Linked DNA regions of Homo sapiens: region 1 is linked to region 2. A link is a loop called in an ENCODE intact Hi-C map of the cell type or tissue named here. Cell type or tissue: endothelial cell of umbilical vein. All regions are shown on one strand. Links, peaks and the distances in the headings refer to the core of each region. The heading gives the core; the rest is flanking DNA.

The links. A loop is a pair of places that touch in the nucleus more often than their neighbours do. Peaks named below come from ENCODE experiments on the same cell type or tissue, not always from the same donor. Only the 100,000 strongest peaks of a DNase experiment are listed, where the experiment ranks them.
Region 1: a loop joins it to region 2, with 9 times the contacts of the local background. A loop is called at or near these places in 1 of 110 quality-filtered maps.

The regions. Positions count from the first base shown.
Region 1 is chr17:69,263,794-69,274,725 of GRCh38, forward strand. ABCA5 (ATP binding cassette subfamily A member 5) reads right to left here. Exons shown (of 39, transcript NM_172232.4): 20 at 10,166-10,335; 21 at 7,369-7,496; 22 at 6,820-6,957; 23 at 4,150-4,263; 24 at 942-1,112. Among named protein-coding and RNA genes, the nearest start is that of PRO1804, 34 kb to the left of the region's middle. In endothelial cell of umbilical vein, for the core only: no CTCF peak of the experiment used is centred there; a DNase peak (open chromatin) is centred at 5,978; H3K27ac peaks cover 2,439 bases.
Region 2 is chr17:69,418,822-69,429,753 of GRCh38, forward strand. The region is part of intron 1 of MAP2K6 (mitogen-activated protein kinase kinase 6); the gene reads left to right. Among named protein-coding and RNA genes, the nearest start is that of MAP2K6, 9.6 kb to the left of the region's middle. RefSeq lists a silencer at 7,187-7,481 and an enhancer at 10,782-10,932. In endothelial cell of umbilical vein, for the core only: no CTCF peak of the experiment used is centred there; a DNase peak (open chromatin) is centred at 4,860; H3K27ac peaks cover 2,647 bases.

The DNA of each region.
Region 1 (10,932 bases), core at 3,960-8,959, 150 kb before region 2:
TCAAGCGATTCTCCTGCCTCAGCCTCCTGAGTAGCTGGGACTACAGGCGCATGCCACCACGTCCAGCTATTTTTTTGTATTTCTAGTAGAGATGGTGTTTCACTATGTTGACCAGGATGGTCTTGATCTCTTGACCTCGTGATCCACCCGTCTCGGTCTCCCAGAGTGCTGGGATTATAGGCATGAGCCCCCGCGCCCAGCTTATGTAGGATTCCTTTAGCCATCTGGGTACTTTTGGGGTTCCATATGAATTTTAGAATAGCTTTTTAAAATTCTGTGATGAATAATGTTGGTAGTTTGATAGGAATAGTGTTGAATCTGTAGATTGCTTTGGGCAGTATGGCCACTTTAATATATTGAGTCTTCTAATCCATGAGCATGAAATTTTTTTCCATTTGCTTGTATCATCTCTGAATTCCTTCACCAATGTTTTGTAGTTCTCCCTGTAGAGATCTTTCATCTCCTCTGTTAGATGTATTCCTAGGTATTTTAATTTTTTGTGGCTATTGTAAATGGAGTTGTGTTCTTCATCTGGCTCGCAGCCTGCCCATTATTGAGATAGAGAAATGTTAAGCTATATTTTAAACTATGGAATAAAAGAGCTTATCCTTTGTGAAATTATTTTCAGGCATAAGAAAAACGAAGGAAGGCATTTTAAGGAAGGAATATATTAAAACGTTCCTGATTACACCCAAGTAGGTGGTCTACATGAAAGATCACTTTAGTTTCAAGAAATTATTTTAAAATGGTGGTAAGTTATTGTTTTTAAAAGTCACTTATCATATAAAATGATTACATGTATTAAATACCAGACACACTTGCTCTATTTTCTTTAACAAATTAATAACCAAATTATGCAATAAGTCAACTGTCATGTTTATAACAGATTTTAAATAACATTCTATCTATAAATAGCATGAGTACAACTAACGTTAACTTACCACAGCAAGGAACTTTACAGTATAAAAATATAATCCATAATGAAATGCCAATAAGCTTCCTAGCATCAAAATAAGAATGATAAAAAATAAGGGGATATCAACAACAGCTTGTCCAATCCAATATGCAGATGGCAAAAGACCTGAAAGTTTAAGTTGAGTATAAGCTTTGATCTAAAAAAAATGAAAAACAATTTATTATAATTTTAGACACTTTAGAAACACACAAATAAATTAGTAAATTATTGTAGATCTCTTAATTTTACATCAGCAAAACCAAAAAGGTTACATTCCAGGCTTATAGGTAATAAAAGTCCCCCTCACACTAAATACAAATTCCATTTAGCCTTTAATTTGGCTCATTATTTCTGAGATGTAACAATTTCAACAAAATTTTTAAGAATCAGAATACAGTAGTGCTGCCAAGAAACTGAGATTAAAATAAAGCAAAAGGTGTCATGGCGGTTGGGGTTACAGCTATACAAATAATAAATAGCCAAAACATTACTACTTTTGAAATACTGTGGAAACAGATGGGAAGACATGTTTACACAGAAAAAGAATTCTCAGTTTTAAAAATGAACCTTTCATAAATAAAAACACTAATAAATTGCCAAGTATCCTTTGGATTTACATAAGGCTTTCAGCTTAAGTGAAAGCTTTTGAAATGTTCAAAGCCTTTTGTGTACACTGGTATAGCATATAAATCTAAGGTGTTATTTACGTCACAAGTTTGTTAATGGTAAACTCAAATGATCATAGTTTTCCTATCTCATGTTCTCATTTAATTTGAAATTTCTAAAATATTTCATAAATCCAAATACCTAACAATTTTATTTAGTTGATTTTTGTCATCTATAAAAATATCTACTCCTAATAACTGAAGGTATTATATGAAAGAGCTGTCCACAGAGATAAAGGAAGCATGAAATATAAAGATTAGTTAAGAAGAGGAGAAATGAACAAAATTGGCAAGTTTTCTGTTCAATGAATTATGAGAACATGAGACACATGTAAATTCTAATACAAGAATAAAAACATAAGCTAAGGCAAATGCAATTATTTTGGATAATTCAAACTTTTGTCATTCACACACTGCTGGTAGGGATAACATAAAATGGAACACTCATCTTGGAAAATAATTTGGCAATTTCTTATAAAATTAACATGTATAATTCAGCAATTGCACTCTTGGGCATTTATCTCAGAGAAATGAAAATGATGTTTACACAAAACCTGTATGCAAATGTCCACAGCAACTTTACAAAAGCCAAAAACGGAAAACAATCCAAATGTTCTTCAACAGGCAAATGGTTAGAGAAAGTGTGATGTATCCATACCATGGAATATTACTCAGCAATGAAAAGGAATGGATTATTGATAAATACAAATAGGATGAACTTCAAAAAAAATGCTATTTGAAAAAAGCCAATCCCAAAAGAAAACTTATTGTGATGCCATTTTACATTTTTGAACTATCAAAATTACAGAAATAGAGAACAGAGTAGTGGTTGCCACAGGTCAGAGAGGCTAGGAAAGAGCAAAAAATGGGAATCTTTTTGGTGACAGAAATGTTCTGTATCTTGACTGTGTCAATGCCAATACCCTGTTACATTGTACTATAATTTTACGAGATGTTATTATTGGGACAAAATGTAAAGAGTACACAGGATCTCTCTGTCATTTCTAACAAACAAACATGAATATACAACTATCTCAAAATAGAAACTTTAATTAAAAATAAGTTAGTGGGTGCAGTGCACCAGCATGGCACATGTATACATATGTAACTAACCTGCACAATGTGCACATGTACCCTAAAACTTAAAGTATAATAAAAATATATATATATATAAATAAAAAAATTAAAAAATAAATAAATAAAAATAAAAAATTTATATTGGAAAAAAAATGTTTCAGTTGAAACAAGAAAGAAAATGCAAATGTCCAGTAAATTTTATTATTGTGCAGTGGGTTATGGATTTCTATATTCCTTATACTTTTCTATAATTTATACATTACTACAATGAGTATATTTAACAAAAATTGAATATTATTTTAAAAATAGAGATATGTGTTACTTTTATAGTAAACAAATAACAAAATTTTTATTAGAATGTATTTATTTATTTTATTTATTTATTTATTTATTTATTTTTGAGATGGAGTTTTTGCTCTTGTTGCCCAGGCTGGAGTGCAATGGCATGATCTCGGCTCACTGCAATCTCCGCCTCTCGGGTTCAAGTGATTCTCCTGCCTCACCCTCCTGAGTAGCTGGGATTACAGGCATGCACCACCACGCCCTAATTTTTTTTCTATTTTTAGTAGAGACGGGGTTTCTCCATGTTGGTCAGGCTAGTCTCGAACTCCCAACCTCAGGTGATCCGCCCACCTCGGCCTCCCAAAGTGCTGGGATTACAGGCGTGGTCCACCACGCCTGGCCTACAATTTATTTTTTTAGAATTTATTAAAATAATGAGCTCATTATTCATCACAGTCTGTAAATTAATTTAGACAAATTTGTTTTTACTGAATTAAGATCATCCATGAAGAAGATCAGAATTTTTATTAGAGCAGTAAGATATAATCTCAGCAGAGTGAAAAAGTGGGAGGCTTTGAACAACCAAAGACTGTACAAGATCGCTATATGCCTGAAGGAAAACAAAAGGGAAAGGCGTAAAAAGAAAGTGAAAGAATACCAAAGAACCTCTGTATACTTAGCAATTTCTCCAAGGCCCTAATGATGACAATCACTTTCATCTATTTTTTTTCCATTAATAAGAATTTAGCACCTTGACTACTTAATACCTCTGTTAAAGGATAAAAGGGACGGGCATGTTAGTTTGCCAGTTAAGAACATAAAGATCACAGTCACTTCCCAAATCCACAATTTAAACAAGTTGAGTCAACCTGAGCAAGTCATATGAACAATCCCATCTTTGATTTCCTGATCTATAAGAAATCAGTAACAAAAAACTTACCTCACAATGTTGTGAGAATTAGAGAATATAATTTTTAAAGCATGTAGCAAGTCTCAAATAATAAATATTAATTATCACTTATTACAATAAGAAACTATAATAAATGTATTTATATTCCATTTACTTATTTCTGAAATAACAATTATACTAAGCCTTGCAATCAAGCAAATAGGTTATTTTTATATGACACTTCTTATTAGCAAATTATATATTTTTAACTGAGTCATTACCTTATGATTCTCTGCATTTTCCATGGCAAAGTAAGGTGGCATTGCAGTAACAATGATTCCAAGCAAAGCTGCTTGAAAATACAGCTCAATTTTAAAAACTATATCAGTAATTTCCTGAAAGACAACCACAGAGTAACAAATGGAACTGAGAATCATTTTATATCTTAAGATATATCTTAGGATATATCTTATATCAAAAAAAAATCAAAACCTCAGAAAGAATGTATTAGAATATCTAACCCAGGCATAGTCTACATGAAAGAATGAGTGGCAGATGTATTAACAGGTGGTTGTGGACAATATTACCAACTCTGCCACTTATTAATAACTATCTGATCCTAAGCAAATCATTTTACTTTCATTTTCCTGTCTACAACACAGAATAATCAGGCATATAAATTACGCTTCACAATTTCATAAAAATGAATGATGTATTTGAAAAGCAGTTAGTATGTCCACCATAGTGGTCCTATGAAATAATAATAAATATCTAAGAATGATATTTGTTGCTCTTGTCTTTTTAATTGGGAAAAGCTATATCCAAGCTCAGCTTCCTATGGAACTAGAACTTCTTCTCCCAAGCAGAAGAGGAATTAACTCCCACAGGCCCCAATGTCGTTAGCTTCCCCAGGGATCCAGGTGCAGTCAGCTAACTTTCCCAGACAATCAATAAACAGCTAGCACTTCAAATGCAGATTACCCAAGTCCAAGGATACTATATTATCAGCCACCCTCACCAAGGTCAGTTTCCTCCCCTTGTTCTATAAGAATACAGACCCGTGGGACAGAGAAGGTACTCTGCACTGGAATAGAATCCGCAGTGCCTAGCAGATACCCTCGCACTGGCACACCCCTCCATGGGATGACATAGAGACAGAGTACATCACTGTCTTGCTGAAACCTAGCCTTCTGAGTTTTCCTATTTAGCAATTAAGTCAATTCCAAAGTTCAGGTCATATGACATTGCAGAATTTGTCTGAAACTCTCGTAATATGACAGTGGAGGCTCAGAAAGAACCCACAAATATGTAGACTAGTAGTGCAAGAAGTGGAAATGAATGAGACTACAGTTGGATCCAATCATACAGAATCTAATGAAGAAACAAATTTGAAATATTAATACGACTATATATGAATAGTTAGCTTCAAAAACTCCCATGTATTTCTTTCGAAATATAGTATGATTATATGTCAGTGTTGTTGAAAATTGTAAGTTGTAAAATCTTGTGTAATAGTTATGGATACAGACATATGTAGTAACATCAAAAAAACACGTATGGGAATTACAAATTGTGAAATTGTGAATTGCGGTTACTCCTACGGAGGAGAGAAGGAAACAAGATTGGAGAGGGGTAACATGAGTTTTCACCTGTGTCTTAAAAGTTTTACTAAAAACAAATATTATGCAATATTAACATTTGAAATATTTGGATAGTAGGTGGTTCGTTTTCTGTACGTTTGAAATATTTCATAATATGAGATACCTCTCCACAGACACTGCTGCTGGAAATGGAAAATGATGCAACCATTTTGGAAAGCAGTTTGGCAGTTCTTCAAGTGTTAAACATAGAGTTACTAGATGATCTAGCAATTCCACTCCTAATTATATATCCAAGAGAAATAAAAACATATGCTCATACAAAATCTTCTACTCAAATATTCATAAGCATTACTCATAATAGCCAAAAGGTGGAAATAACCCAAATGCCATCAACTGATGAACAGATAAGTAGAATGCAGTATTTCACATAAACATTCCATACATTCCACACAATGAAATATGATTTGGTAGTAAAAATAAATGAAGCACTGATACGTGTTACAAAACAGATGAATCTTCAAAGCAGTATGCTAAGTACAAGAAAGCAGACAAAAAAGACTACATACTGTATGATTCCATTTATATAAAATGTCTAAAATAAGGAAATCCATAGAAACAGAAAGTACATTAGTGGTTGCCTAGGGTTGGGAGTGGGTATGAGAGGAAATGAGTGATTACTAATGAGTATAAGGGTTATTTTTTTTGGAGGGGGGTGATGGCATATTTAAAACTGACTGTAGTGATGACTGCACAACTCTATAAGCATAATAAAAGACACCGAAGTGTATACTTTGAATAATGGTCAGGTTGATTGGGCATTATATTTCAATGAAGCTGTTTTTAAAAGTATGAAAAGAAGAAGATAGAAAATATTGTTACAGATATTTGTCCATTTATTTTTTAGCATATGAAAATCAAAAGGATTAAGAGAAAATATGTTGGATACTTTTCTGTAATCTTGATTCTGATATGTACAATCCAACAGTTCTATCTAGAGGAAAAATGGTTGCCTGGGTGACTTCTCAAGTTTTTTTCAATACCCAATACCTGGATTTTAGGTAAAAAATATTCATTTAAAAATTATCTTATATTTTATTCTATGATCAATATAGAACACACTTATTCCTTATACAAATATTAATACCAAAACAGAATCTCCTTTACCCTGAAACATACTTCTACTGGGGAATCCTAAACCTTAATGTAAACCGTTTCTCACTTGAGTTTTAAGAAGTCTAAGAGATCTCACAAGATAAATTTCTACATATTTTGTTATTTTTGCTTAGTTTTTAATGGTTATTATATATATGACATGCATATGGAAATTTATCTGTATATACATTGGCTTACTTGAAAGAATGGGGTACTCCAGATCTGGATGGTTTCAGTCACATTTAAATGATAAAGATAGTAGTTACTAATGATATTCACTAATATAGGTAAAGAATAAACCATAGTACTGTTGAAAACAGCTGCAAAAACATAGTCCTACAATTAAAAAAAAGACACTTATTACATACTGTATATAAGCGGATATATTATTGATATGTACCAAGCTTTTCTCACCAACAAAGCTAATTCTCATACAGAAAAACTGCTTCAACAACTCACAGAAATAATACTCAATGACAGATAAAGACAATCTGGTTTGGAATGTACAGATATTTTAATATTTTAAACAAGCATATAATTTTTTAAAAAACTAAATTTCTGTAACTTTATATATTGGTCATCTGTGAAGTAATGAAATATATCATAAATAAAGACAGCTAGTTATTTCCAAAAGTAAAATCTAATTTCTAACTCATAAGGTCAAATCAACAAATAATTAATTTTAGAAGAAACGTTTTAATCTTGCATAACTCCCAAATGGATATTCATTCACTGCATTCATCTTACCTTTTCTGAATGCATCACATTTAAAGCCGCACTATGGGGAGCCACGGATACATAGTCACTGTCATTAATCATCGTCACCATTATGTTCTGGCTTGTGAAAAAGCTAATAAGATCACTGATATCTGAGTCTGGTGTTAGAAAATAAGCAAATAATAAAAAATGAGTCTAAACGAGGCTTTTAGTAACACTGGGAAGATAATTCTATTTTTAGAGAAATATTTTATTTTCATTAGCGAATACGCAAGTAAGTACATTGGCTCTGAAGCCAGTCAGCCTGGTTTTAAAGTTGAGTTGTAACATTAAACTATTCGTCCTTCAAGCAAGTTACCTAGATGTTCTGGACCTTAAGTTCCCTCTTTTGTAAAGTGGGTAAAATAAGTATATCTGCCTTATAGGTAGAGTGATCATCCTGAGAATTAAATGACTGAATATATACACAGAGTTTAGAACCTGACACATAGTAACTGCGCATATTTTAGCTGCTGCTGCTGCTGCTGCCACCACTGCTGCTGCTGCTACAACTATTATTAACATTGAAAAGTTAACCTATAACACATGAAATTTGGTTAAATAATAAGAATAAAAATCTATCTGACAATTTTAGGTAACAAGATAACCTGCTAAGTTCAGAAAGGTATAGGTGTGGTAACATCACTCCCTAGAGAATTTTTTGTAGGCTCTGGGCAGACATGTCAATTGCCTTAACTACCTTAAAATATTCAAACACATAATCACATCTCTACATTCTCTAAAGTACCTGGAGCCAAGAGTAAGATTTTAAATCCTGTCGGGATTTAAATCTATACCAACATGTCTGCCGAATAGATGCAGTTTCTCCTCCATCATAACAAAAATCAGGATTCAGGGAAGGACAAATGTGACTTTAGAGAGAAATTTAAATCAAACAAAGCAAAACATTACTAGTAACTGAATAGTATGGCAGGGTGGATCAGACACAGCACTAGATCTCAGTGTCATAGAGAATGGTGACACTACTTTACTCCCAACCTAGTACCTTAACTGATCTCTTATCTCTAACTTGCAAGACCAGCTATGTACCCTGAGAAGAGAGACACATTATAAGTGAAGGAACCACAGCACAAGAGATACAAAAAGCTCTGCAAGGTGGGTAAGATACCACCCAATATATATACACACAGAGGCCAGTGGTTCAAAAAAAAGTGGTTTTATTTTGGAACACACACAAGGCTTAGGAAAATATGGCATGCATAAGCAAGCAACTCTAAGAATAATAAAAAATTAAGAGACAAACTGAAAATACTAGAATTTCTGCAGATCAATGAGAATTAACTCAAAGCAAAAAGATATGATTTGAATCCAAGTTCCTTTAAAAAAAAAAGAAATATTTGAGATACATGTACAATTCCCTGGACACATATAAAAAATGTCAAGATTAGCACAGTGTAAGGATTATATATTAGCAATATAAAATGTATTTTAAAACCAAAACGAGAATTCATAATGAAATTTCCTAATGAAAGAAAAAAAATTGCAAAACCTAACATTTTCCATTCGAGTAATTTTCCATTAATTTTCCATGCTCCAGGTAATTTTCCATGTTCTCACTCATTTATCCATCAATAAATACATCTTTACCAGAAAGAATGAAGGTTATGTAATATAACACGCACCAGATTTTAACAGTGATTATTTTAATACTAATTTATAATCATTCCTAGCCATGCTTATTATTTTAATACTGGGCAAAGTCTTTTTTGAATTAGTGAATCAAAAAGGAATGATACTAGAATGTAGGTGAAGTGTTAGAAAGGTTAAACCCCAAAGAGTCTGCTACAGAATAGGAGATGTTATAGGAACAACTGATCACATATGAATAAAGTTTGTATTAGCTTTTAATATTTTGAAAATCAGAACACTATGTCAGTTTTTTGTTTTGAGCTTTGCTCAAGTCTGTATGTTTAAATTTTTTTCATATTTGACAACTACATGGTAAGAATACTAATAGCAAAGCCAAAAATATCCATTACAAATCTAATATATTCAATTAGAGATATTTATATTTAAGTCTTATTTTTCTTAGTTTTAACTAATTCTTCAGACTGTCCTTGAAGAATTAAAACACTTCTATGCAGACACATACCTGTATAAATATTATGTACTACAACTCTTTGTAAAGAGGGTTTTTCAACTTTTGAAGTATATTTTGCTCATCATGGACTTATCAGCATAAAACATGCTAGTAAGAATAACGTTATTATTAAAAAAGGAAATTCTACTATTATACAAAGTATAAATTTTTTTAACTATTTATTTATTTATTTATTTATTTTGAGGCAGAGTCTCCCTCTGTTGCCCAGACTGGAATGCAGTGGTGCAATCTCGGCTCACTGCAACCTCCGCCTCCCGGGTTCAAGCGATTCTCCTGCCTCAGCCTCCCGAGTACCTGAGACTACAGGCGCGTGCCACCATGCCTGGCTAATTTTTATATTTTTAGTAGAGACGGGGTTTCACCGTGTTAGCCAGGATGGTCTCGATCCCCTGACCTCAGGTGATCCACCCGCCTTGGCCTCCCAAAGTGCTGGGATTACAGGTGGGAGCCATCGCACCTGGCCAAAACTGTCATTTATTTGTAAACCAAAATTTACTGTAATATATTCTTCAGCATCAATAAGATACGTATTGAACTATAATTTAGATTTCATGCAGACAGACCATGCCTTTACCTTAAATATAGTTTTAAAATCCAGACCTTTATCCACCCCTCAACCCCATGCTCCATGCCAACACTCGTTCACAGACCTTCACACACTCTCACCAGCAGAATTTTGAAGAAGCAGACTTGTTTTGTATTTATGTGGTTTGTCTCCAGGTTTTAGAAAATATAAGTCTGGAACAAGTTTGATGGGAACCACAGCATTTTTAAAAGAGTGATGAACCAAAAACATAAAAATCTGAACTGTGAAAAAAATTAAAAGCAGAAGCAACCTGAAAAGAAAAAAAAAACAACACAGCTCAGGGTACAAAGGTACATTAATATGAAAATCAATTAAAACTCTCCCTTCACATTGATATGGACTTTTTTTGTTTTTATTTGAGACAGGGTCTGGTTCTGTCACCCAGGCTGGAGTGTAATGGCATGATCTCAGCTCACTGTAACCTCCACCTCCCAGGCTCAAGCAATCTTCTCCCCTCACCATCCCAAATAGCTGAGACTACAGGCACACGCCACCATACACAACTAATTTTTGTTATTTTTTATAGAGATGGGGTTTCGCCATGTTGCCAAGGCTGGTCTCAAACTCCTGAGCTCAAACAAGGAGCTTGCCTGCCTCAGCCTCCCAAAGTGCTGGGATTGCAGGTGTGAGCCACCTTGACCAGCCTACATTGGTATAGATTTAAACTCTAGATAGTTAAAAGATAATCACTGAAAAAAACAAAGAAAAAAAACTGAAAAAAAAAAATAAGAAATCGTATTCCCCAAAATGATCTTATGACAATACTGGAGAGAAAGCCAATACTGTACGACAAAATTAAAAGTTATAAAAGTGTATTTTAGATCAGTGATGCCCTTAAATTTTTCTA
Region 2 (10,932 bases), core at 2,017-7,016:
CTTCTTCACTCTCCATTCTCTTTTCTTCCTTCTGAAAATAGCTTTTTATTATTGCAAAAAAAAAATGACATATGCTAATCAAAAAATTCAAACCAAAGATAAATTCACAATAAGAATATAAAACTCACTCAAAGTCATACCACCCAGAGCTAATTACTGTTAGTTTTTTGGGTACTATCTCCATATTTGTATGTACATGTTATTTTACACACTATATATTGTATTTTGTAACTTGCTTTTTTATACTCTACCATATATCTTGGATATCTTTCTGTAGTAGTACACATAAGGTTACCTATTTTTTAACAACCGTGAATTTTAATTTGTAAGAATGTAGCCATTTACTTAATGTCATATTGAGTTTTCAAACAGTTTCCATTTTTTTGCACAGCTATACACAGTACTGTAAGGAATACCTGGAACATACATCTTTATACATTTGCCCAATTATTTCTTTAGGATGATTCCTAGAGGTGGAAGTCCTGGGTCAAAGGGCATGTATAGATATATTGCTAAATTGCCCTTCATAGAGGTAACACTAATTCTCATTTCTACCAATAATATTTAGACGTGCCCATTCTGTCCTTTCAAGCATAATGGTACATATTGCCAAGTAAATTGCTCTTCAGGAAGATGGTACCTTTCTTCATCCTGGGTATAACAATTTGAAAAAATCTTTGGCAGTTTGATGAAAGCTATTAATATTCTACTCTAATATTATTAGTGATAAGGCAGTTGCATTTTTCAGTTTTTTTGACATTTGTGTTTCATGTGCCCAAATTTCTTTTTTTCTCATGAAATATATCCTTAAAATTTTAATTTGGGTGGCCAGGCATGGTGGCTCATGCCTGTAACCCCACTTTGGGAGGCCGAGGCAAGTGGATCACCTGAGGTCAGGAGTTCAAGACCAGCCTGGCCAACATAGTGAAACCCTGCCTCCACTAAAAATACAAAAATTAGTCAGGCGTGGTGGTGCACACCTGTAATCCCAGCTTCTTGGGAGAATCGCTTGAACCTGGGAGGTGGAGGTTGCAATGAGCAGAGATTGTGCCACTGCACTGTAGCCTGGGTGACAGAGCCAGACTTCATCTCAAAAAAAAAAAAAAATTAATTAATTTGGGGATCAAATTATTTTCAAAGTTAGCCAGAAAATAGCAATATTGTAGAGGTTAGGTAATCCTGGATTGATAGTTGGGTTCTGTGTATCTAAACAATTTAATTCCTTGATGAGTTCTAATTTTAATTTTAACCTAATGTCTTAAGCTGCTATCACATATTTTATAAACTCATTTTATTTATATAGTCTATAGCTATCCAGACCTATATGAAAATAATAAGAAAAATGTAGTGATCTGATTAAATTCCAGTCTGAGAAATAGCTTACTTTTGGGCATTCCTGCATTTTCAGTTATCTTTTCAGGCAAAATTAGTTTTTCTTTAGGTTTATAAATAATTCTTACATAGCACCTGGTTGTGTTATATGCATTGTTGCAGAGAAATTTAATCTAATTTTTTTTAGCTTCCTGTGCAATGCCTAATCACAAAAGGTGGTTGACTTAAATTTCCTACATTTGTTAAAATAATTAAGTCTAGAATCTTTAAGATTCTTGTTAAGAATCAATTTTAATGACCTCACAAGTCATATAAGTCAATCAGATTTAACATATCCTTAACATAGCCTTAATAAATGCGCCTATTTATGCATCCTGATATTAAGTGATAGAATTTAGAGCTATGAAAGTTTTATAGTCCAATCACTTCATTTTACACATAAGCTAACTGAGGCCTTGGAAGTGAGTGACTTTCCTGAAGACAGTAGAGTGGAGTCACAGGGAGAAGTCAGATCTACAGATTCTCTGTCCGTAAGTTCTTTTCACTAAACCACACGTGAACACTAATAATCCACATTTATAAAATTTTTTTTTCTTCAGAATCTTTAGTATATTTCACATTTTTAGCTTTGCTTGTTTTTGTTGGGAGCAGTCTGGCAAGGGGGAGCTGATGGTATAATGAGCAGGGGTTATTTTTCTGTGTCCAAGAAATGGTGACATGTGAATCATGGTGGTGGGGTTTCTTACCAGTTCTCTGCCAAAGGATATTTTGCAAATGCTCTCATTTTGATTCCCAGTGCCTACATAGTACAGCTGCAAGTTTTAACCACTGTAATGGTTGTTTGCCTTTTATGGACTGTCTTGTTTGAAAGCCCTTGCTGGGTAACTAAACCTTTTCTTATATATCTTTACATCTCTGACTCTTATAGCATTGTCCTTATAAATAATAGGTGCTCAAAAAATGTCTGACAATGAAAGTATTTTTCATCAGTAGGGATAAGCTCTCATTTGCTCCTAAGTTTTATGAAAGATTTCGGGTAATTAAATTACAATGCAATTTTCTTCTTGTGCTTCTTCTTTGTTTGCACTGATATTCCCATTATGTATTTGCTTAATTATTTGGAAGTTGCAAGAACAGCATGAAAAGCAACTTATAATGGCTGGCGAAGTGTCATTTCTCCTACCTAAGCCTTCTGAACAGATTTAAAGGTTGCACAATTCTCTGCTAACTTTCTTTTTAAAAAATATGAGAAGATGAATTGTCCGAAGAATCCCATCCAATAGAATTGAAGTGATTTCTGCATCCTGTGCTGGTTTTAGGAGCTGGTTTTTAAGTCTATGAGGCTTCTGAAGGATTGTCAGAGACAATCCTTTTTTTGTTGTTGTTTTTTGTTTTTTTTTTTTGAGACAGAGTCTCGCTCTGTCACCCAGGCTGGAGTGCAGTGGTGCGATCTCAGCTTACTGCAACCTCCGCCTCCTGGGTTCACGCCATTCTCCTGCCTCAGCCTCCGGAGTAGCTGGGATTACAGGTGCCTGCCGCCACCATGCCCGGCTAATTTTTTTTGTATTTTTAGTAGAGATGGGATTTCACCGTGTTAGCCAGGATGGTCTCGATCTCCTGACCTCGTGATCCACCCGCCTCGGCCTCCCAAAGTGCTGGGATTACAGGTGTGAGCCACCACGCCCGGCCCAGAGACAGTGTTTTTAACAGCTGGCTGCCCTCTAACAAAACAGGGAACTTCGCAAGGATCACCTCCCAGTGAAATGATTCTTCACTTCCTCCTTGACCACCTCCACTGCCTCTGCCCAGCCCCTTCCTCCCTGGCTTGTACCCCACTCTGTCTCCTTTGATGGTCTTCCTGAGTTGGCCCATGCGGTTCAGTATGTAGTCCATAATCTCCCTCTTTCTGAGTTGAGGAGGATATTCAGGTTATAATCCCCATACAATGAAGTCTATCAGAAATCATCGTAATTTTTTTTTTTTTTTTTTTTTTTTTGAGATGGGGTCTTGCTCTGTCACCCAGACTGGAGTGCAGTGGTGCAACCTCAGCTCACTGAAACCTCTGATTCCCAGTTTCAAGCAATTCTCCTGCCTCAGCCTCCCGAGTAGCTGGGATTACAGGTGCCTGCCACCATACCAGGCTAATTTTTGTATTTTTAGTAGAGACAGGGATTCATCATGTTGGCCAGGCTGGTCTCAAACTCCTGACCTCAGGTGATCCACCCACCTCGGCCTCCCGAAGCACTGGGATTACAGGTATGAGCCACCACGCCTGGCCAAATCATCGTAATTTAGTCAACTCCAGTCTGAGTTGAAGCATTAAATAAGCATTTGCAGCATCCCTGTCATCTGTTTTACTTTCTGGTCTGTACATCCCTTCTTAAGTCAGATTCTTGAGATTAGTCTTCTTTGGACAGACCATTAGCCCCAGGTGGAGCTGCTGATCACAACCCCTCCCTGTACCACTCCCAAGGCTGTTGTCATCATCACTTACCCTAAGCCAGTTACTTTTCATATAGTATGCTTTAGGATGTCCCATAAACACTATGGACAAAGTTGGTGTTATTATCCTTAATTTACGAGTGAGGAAATCAATTGTTGTTAACCAATTTGCCCATGGCTGGATAGCGAGTCAGTGGCAGAGGCAGGATGGATGTCTGACTGGTGGGCCTGTGCAGCAAACTGCAGCTCCTGGGCCAAATCTAGCTTCAGCTGTTGTTTTTGTTTGTTTGTTTGTTTGTTTGTTTGAGATGGAGTTGCGCTCTTGTTGCCCAACTGGGAGTGCAATGGCGCGATCTTGGCTCACTGCAATCGCCACCTCCTGGGTTCAAGCGATCCTCCTGCCTCAGCCTCCCGAGTAGCTGGGATTACAGGTGTGCACCACCACGCCCAGCTAATTTTTTGTATTTTTAGTAGAGACGGGGTTTCACCATGTTGGCCAGGATGATCTCGATCTCTTGACCTTGTGATCCGTCCTCCTCGGCCTCCCAAAGTGCTGGGATTACAGGCGTGAGCCATCGTGCCCGGCCAAGCCTCAGCTGTTTTTAAGTATAGCCCGTGAGCGAAGATGGTTTTCCCATTTTTAAATGATTGAAAAAAAATCAAAATCAATGTTTCATGACACATGAAAATGATACGAAATTCAAATTCAGCATCGACAAACAAAGTTTTATTGGAACACAGCTATGGTCATTCATTTATATGTTTTCCATGGCTGCTCTTTGCTCGACAGCTGTCGAGTTGAGTAGTTGCGCCAGAGCCCCTATGTCCCACAAAGCCAAAAATATTTGCTATCTGGTCCCTTGCAGAAAATGTTTGTTGACCCTTTCCTTTATGACTTTATTCCATCGAATACTGGGGTCTCTTCATGACAGAGCTCCCAGAAACATTCCTCTCTGGCTTTAATTGGAAGTTGTTAACCTGGATAACTACTGCTCTGCTGCTCAGCCAGAGACCTCTTGGGCCCAGCCCACAGGAAACGTCTGAGTGGTGTCTCTCCTAGTTATAAGAATTGTAGGTCATTGCTCATTTCCTCTGAACTAAGTTACCCGTCTCCTTTTGCCCGTCCTGGGGTCTTTTCCCCTTAGTTGTGTTCTTCCTGTTTGCTTTATATTTCTTTCCTTTTTTTCTTCCCTTCGATGAGAAGCTGCTTATTAATTCTTCCCTGAGACTCTTCATCCTCCCCTTATTGATCCCACATTTCTTTAGAAAGTATTAGGTTGGTGCAAAAGTAATATTGTTTTTTATCATCACTTTTCATGGCAAAAACCACAATTACTTTTGCACCGACGTAAGAAATCAAAAATAACTCTCCTGCTACCACCATTGCCTGGCTTGTTGGTTATCATCATGACCCAGCTCAGAGGTTCCATCATTTCTTTTGTGTCAACGTGAAAGCCTCCCTGCATGGGACCAGAGAGGTTTCCAGTTATCATCTCCTGCAAAGTTTAGAGCTGTTTTCTTACATTAACCCCCTAACCCCGGGTGGGCAATTTTCTTTTGAGGACGAATATTCTTTGTGCTCACAGAGTCGCTTACATCGTGGATATTGGGTATATTTAGGAGAGAAGGTTTTGATAGAGGGTCTGAAAATGAAGGGAGGTGAAAGCTACATGTAGACAGAGGAGCTTTGGTAGAATGAGCCCAGATTTGTTCACCACATCCAGAATGATGTAAATTTAAGTCACGTACAAAGAAGTGCTAATTTCTACCATCCCAGATGGTATCACTGCTGTGATTCTTTCTGTGCTCCAGATACTGTGCTTAGTGATGAATGTGAATTCTATCATTTACTCTCACTATGGATCAGTGAGGTGATATCCCATTTTGTAGATCAGCAAACTGAGGCCGGAGAGGTTAAGAACTTGCCTCAGTTACCAAACCGATAGTGGCAGAGCAGAGGTTTTAGCCAAGGTCTGTCTGACCTCAGAATCTGAGCTCCTGGCGACTCCACTTGAGACGTCACTCCAAAATAAAGGTATGAAATCCATTACACCAAAGACATGGTCGAAGAATGAAAAACGAGTGTATTCTGTAGGAATTTGGATAGATTTGGGCATACCAGGGCCAAGTATGGTAATTAAGAAGGGCTGACCTGTGTCTAGCTATTTATAGGTTCTTTTTGACATGTCCCTTTATATGTCTTTTGATCACAGAGTACAGAGTCTGACTCATTTTGACTCTTAAGGTTGAGTTCCAAATAGAAACTGCCCATTGGTTGAAGGAGGCTGATTACAATTGGCCCACTGATAGTTACTGGTCTGGATATACAGGAATGTTATGTTAAAATGTAGGTAACAAATATTGCTTCCATTTGCTGTTCTGTAGGTTGTATCACACAGAAACTAAGCCGACTCAAACCTTGTGTGTTTCCTTACACATCTAAGTTAAATTGTATTAAAACTAACAAGAACGTGGCCAGTGTGGCAGCATACCTAAGTGTGGGGATTTTGCAGCCCCTTTTTGGCTTAGTGACTTTTTTTCTTCCTGGTTGTTTCTATGTAAATGTAACAATTTCCTTGAAATGATGAATGAACCCACATCTCCAGTGTTTTCCTCTTGTACTGGACAGAGTGGAGGAAACTGGAATTGCCTGTTTTTGTGGCAGAGGAGGTAGATGGGGATGGAAATGAATTTCCTTTTAAAGCAATGAATTCTTTTTTTTTTTGTTTTTTTCTGAGATGGCGTATAGCTCTGTCACCCAGGCTGGAGTACAGTGGTGCTATCTCAGCTCACTGCAACCTCCGCCTCCCGGGTTCAAGTGATTCTCCTGCCTCAGCCTCCCAAGTAGCTGGGATTACAGGCGCCCACCACCACACCCAGCTACTTTTTGTATTTTTAGTAGAGATGGGGCTTCACTGTGTTGGCCAGGCTGGTGTTGAACTCCTGACCTCATGATTCGCCCGCCTCGGCCTCCCAAAGTTCTGGGCTTACAAGCATGAGCCACCGCACCCGGCCTAAACCAATGAATTCTTTCTCGGCTTTCTCTCCAGCCAAAGCAGAACAGCTATACCTATGCCTCAGTTGTTTTTCATGATCCCATGTCGAAGCTGCGGAAATAGATGGTCTGGTTGTTGAGTGACAAGTTATTTATTCCCTTCCTTTATTCTCCCTCCTCCAATTTCAAATGGGATGAGAGGAGATAGCTGTAAGCGTAGGGCTAGAATCTGAAGAATCAGTGGGAACAGAATAGTTCAGAGTATGGAAATTAGTTTGAAGTAAATGTAGAGATAACCTTTTTGTGATATTTGTAAACCTTGCGAGGCAGTCTTCACAGTTTATTTACCCCTTCCTGTACCCGAAACACCTTTGCCATTTGAAAAAAAAAAATCACAAACTCTGCATATACCTAAAAAGAGGACTTGGATAAGGAGTTTGTTTAGATCAATTCAACAAAGGTTTTTGTTTGTTTGTTTGCTTTTTTCATTCAGGGTCTTCTATGTGGCCCAGTCTGGCCTCAACTCTTGGGCTCAAACATCCTCCTGTGTAGCTGGGATTACAGCCAGTGCCACTGTTCCCGGCTCAAATAATACATTTTTGATCTATTGTTATGTTTAAGACATCATGCTGGGTAGAAATAGGCAGAAATGCATTTGACTTTACTCTTCCAGTGATTAGCCATGTGGCCTTGGAAAATCTACTTAACCTCTAGCTTCGGTTTCTTCACCTTCTAAATAAAAAGACTGACACTCATTCACGAGGTCTTTATGAAGATTAAGCAAGGTCATATATGTAACATGCTTTGGCCAGTGCTTGGCATTCATTTATTCAACAAATATTTATGAGTGCACTTTATATTTGAGGTACTTTGCTATAGTACTCTCTCTATAAACATACATTTGCTTCACTCTTCCTTTCCTTCCAGCCCTTAAGGAGGTTATTGTCTAGGAGGAGGTAAGAAAAGCATAAAAATGTGTAGAATCTAAACTGGAATCCTAGATTAGCTTAAAAGAGGTACTATTGAGTGGGAAAGTCCTATGAATAAGAGAGAGATCAGGAAAGTGTTGACAGGTGTGGAGGTATCAATGTGATTTTTAGAATCAATGAGGAAATTAGATCCAACATAGGTACGGGAAGGACTCTTGACTTCTAGTATCCAGTGGCACAATAGAACAATAAAATAGAGCAATTCTTTAGAAGGATTTAAAAAAAAAAAAAGAAAAGAAAATGCCCCAGCAAAGTATCTGAAGCTTAAGAGACCTTACTTGTGTTTTCTAAGAACTTCCTTTTTCTTACCAAGATTAATACTGTAGCTATTGCTTGTGATTGCAATAGGTGAATAAATGGAATATATCATATCTCATACTTTTAGGTGTTTTTTGGATTGTGGAAACTCCAGGAAATCTAGAGGTTAATAGTTAAACAAGTATATCATATCAACCAGGTTTATAGACACACTGTAATTATATAAGCAAGCTGTTGGTTCAATAATCAACGTCTAGCTGGGTCAGGGAATATTTTCCAGAGCTTGGCCACGGCTGTAATTTTCATTTTTTATAACCTGCTAACATGCCAACCTGCCTTTTCCATTTCTTTTTGTTTTTCTCGAATCATCTGAAATCAGTGTAAGAGAAGGAAACCTGTTCAATGTACTTTTGAATTCTCATTTTATTTACCTCAAGTAAAATAGTGTTCTGGAAAGTTCTTCGTATTACCAAATTGACTTTCTCAAGCATGATACTGGATATTAGCAAGGGAGTTCATAATTTATTTTCTATTTTTAATTTCAGAAAAATACAGTTCTAAGAGATAAAAAGATAAACATATAAAAATAAAAAGGAAGATAAAAATACAGGATAAAAGATAAAATATTTAATACAATTAATAGATTAAATACATTTTTTCTTTTATTATTTTGGTTTCAAAAACAGAGTGACGTATAGCTCTGGGGCTCACAGTGGGCTGTTTCTCTGTGAACCTAGCATTTAATCACCTTCTTTCCCTCAATAACTCCATTTAAACAGAGTCAGTACAGTGTGAAGGAGGTGAATTGAGTCACCCCTCCTCAGATTCATGTAAGCCACAGGGCAGTTTTGGCCTCACTTTGCTGTGTGGTTAAAGATAACATATGACCCAGCCAGGTAGAAGACCTGTCAGCCATATCATCTCATTCAAGTGGCCTGCAAAGTCTTCTTGCTTGGGACTTTGTTCCTGAATGAGCCTCTATTTTTGTAAGGAAAGTAGAGGAAAACAATGCAGATTTAATTCTGAAATTGGTTTAAGAATGGGATTGAGAAATTTTGATATATTCAGTCTGGAATAATTGTTTTCCATCCCGAGTTTCATTCTTTCTTTTTGATGTAACCCTATCTAAGGACAGGATAGCTAGTCAGTGTTGAGCAAGACATGGCAGGTAGAGGACTAGCTGTCTCTGGATTGCATTTAACAAGCATTATAGAACAACCAAATAAATTATCTGTACCTCACTCTGTGCTAGACTGATACAAAAATGAACAGAATCCTCTTACTACCCTCAAGAAGCTCATATTCTAGTGGGATGTCTATGTTTGCTAGAGCTACTGTAACAAAGTACCACAAATTGGGTGGCTTAAACCACGGAAATTAATTGTCTCGCAGTTCTGGAGGCCAGAGGTCCAAGATCAAGTTGGCGGCAGGGCTGGCTCCTTCTGAAGGCCATAAGGAAAAATCTGTTTTGTGCTTCTTCCCTGGCTTCTGGTGTTTGCTGGCAATCTCTGCATTTCTTCCCCTGTATACTCATAGCCCAGACTTTGCCTTCATGTTCACATGGCATTCTGCCTGTCTGTGTCTGTATCCAAATTTCCCCTTTTTATAAGGAAGCCAGTCATATTAAAGTTAGGGCCCGCCCTACTCCAGTATGACATCATCTGTCATCAAGTAAGATCCCATTCAGAGATGCTGAGGGTTAGCTGAGGGTTAGGACTTCAGTATATTAATTTTAGGAGGACATAGTTCAACCCATAACATGGCAGGCAAACATGGTCAGCAAACTAATGATACTCTGTGTGAAATGCACGTAAGTTCTGGTATAAGATACGAGTAGGATACCAAAGAAGGTGGGTGCATAACTCAGCCTGGGAAGATCAGGAGTCTGTTGGTAGAGGAAGGACCTTAAGTTGGTATAGCAGAACTTGCAGTGTGGTTCTCAGGAGAATAAGGAAGTAAAACAAGAGACTTCCCATCTGGTCCTTGAACGGACAGACTACCTGCCCTTTCTTCTGTTTTTGTTTTTGTTTTTTTTTTTTTTAATTGTTAATGACAGACTGGATGGTTCTAAACTGGGGTGTGTTAAATTAGAGAACACACACACACACACACACACACACACGTTGTTGTATTGATTCCCAAAACTGAATTTGTGTTTAGTGGTAATGAGACCTACACAACACTCCCTGTGGTTGTCACAGGCAGCTTTGATGTACAGATACAGGGACAGGACTTGGTGGTTGGGAGAAAGGATCATCCTTCCCATTGTAACAAATGGTCCTAGTCCTACTGGGACAAAGTTTCAGAGGGAGAGAGTGGGCTGGGCTGGTGGCTCATGCCTGTAAACCCCAGTCAGGCTGGAGGCTGAGACAGAAGGATCACTTGAGGCTAGGAGTTTTGAGACCAGCCTGGGCAACATAGTGAGACTCTGTCTCTACAAAAAGTGAAAAAAAAAAAAAAAAATTAGCCGGGCATGGTGGTGCATGCCTATAGCCCTAGATGCTTGGGAGGCTAAGGTGGGAGGATCACTTGGGCCCAGGAGTTCAAGTTTGCAGTGATCATTCCACTGCACTCCAGCCTGGGCAACAGGGTAAGACCTTGCCTCTAAAAGGAGAGTGAGAGAGAGAGAGTAAGAACCAAGCCATGGCAAAGCTGATTTTTAGATAAGGCCTGTAAGTCTTAAAAAAAAAAGTATTCATGTGTTACCAAGCTCTTGCAATATTGATTATTAACAAAGGTCTTTTCAACTATGTGTATATTTCCTAGAGCTAATATGCAGCTTTATTTTCTTTATGTGATCTGGGTACCTTTAGTATAAAATTATGAGTAAAATATCAGAAGCTGTTTCAGTAAGAAAGGGCACTAAGGAAAGAAATTGTTAGGCATGTTGTGTGAGGTGGTTGGGGGTCAGGTCAG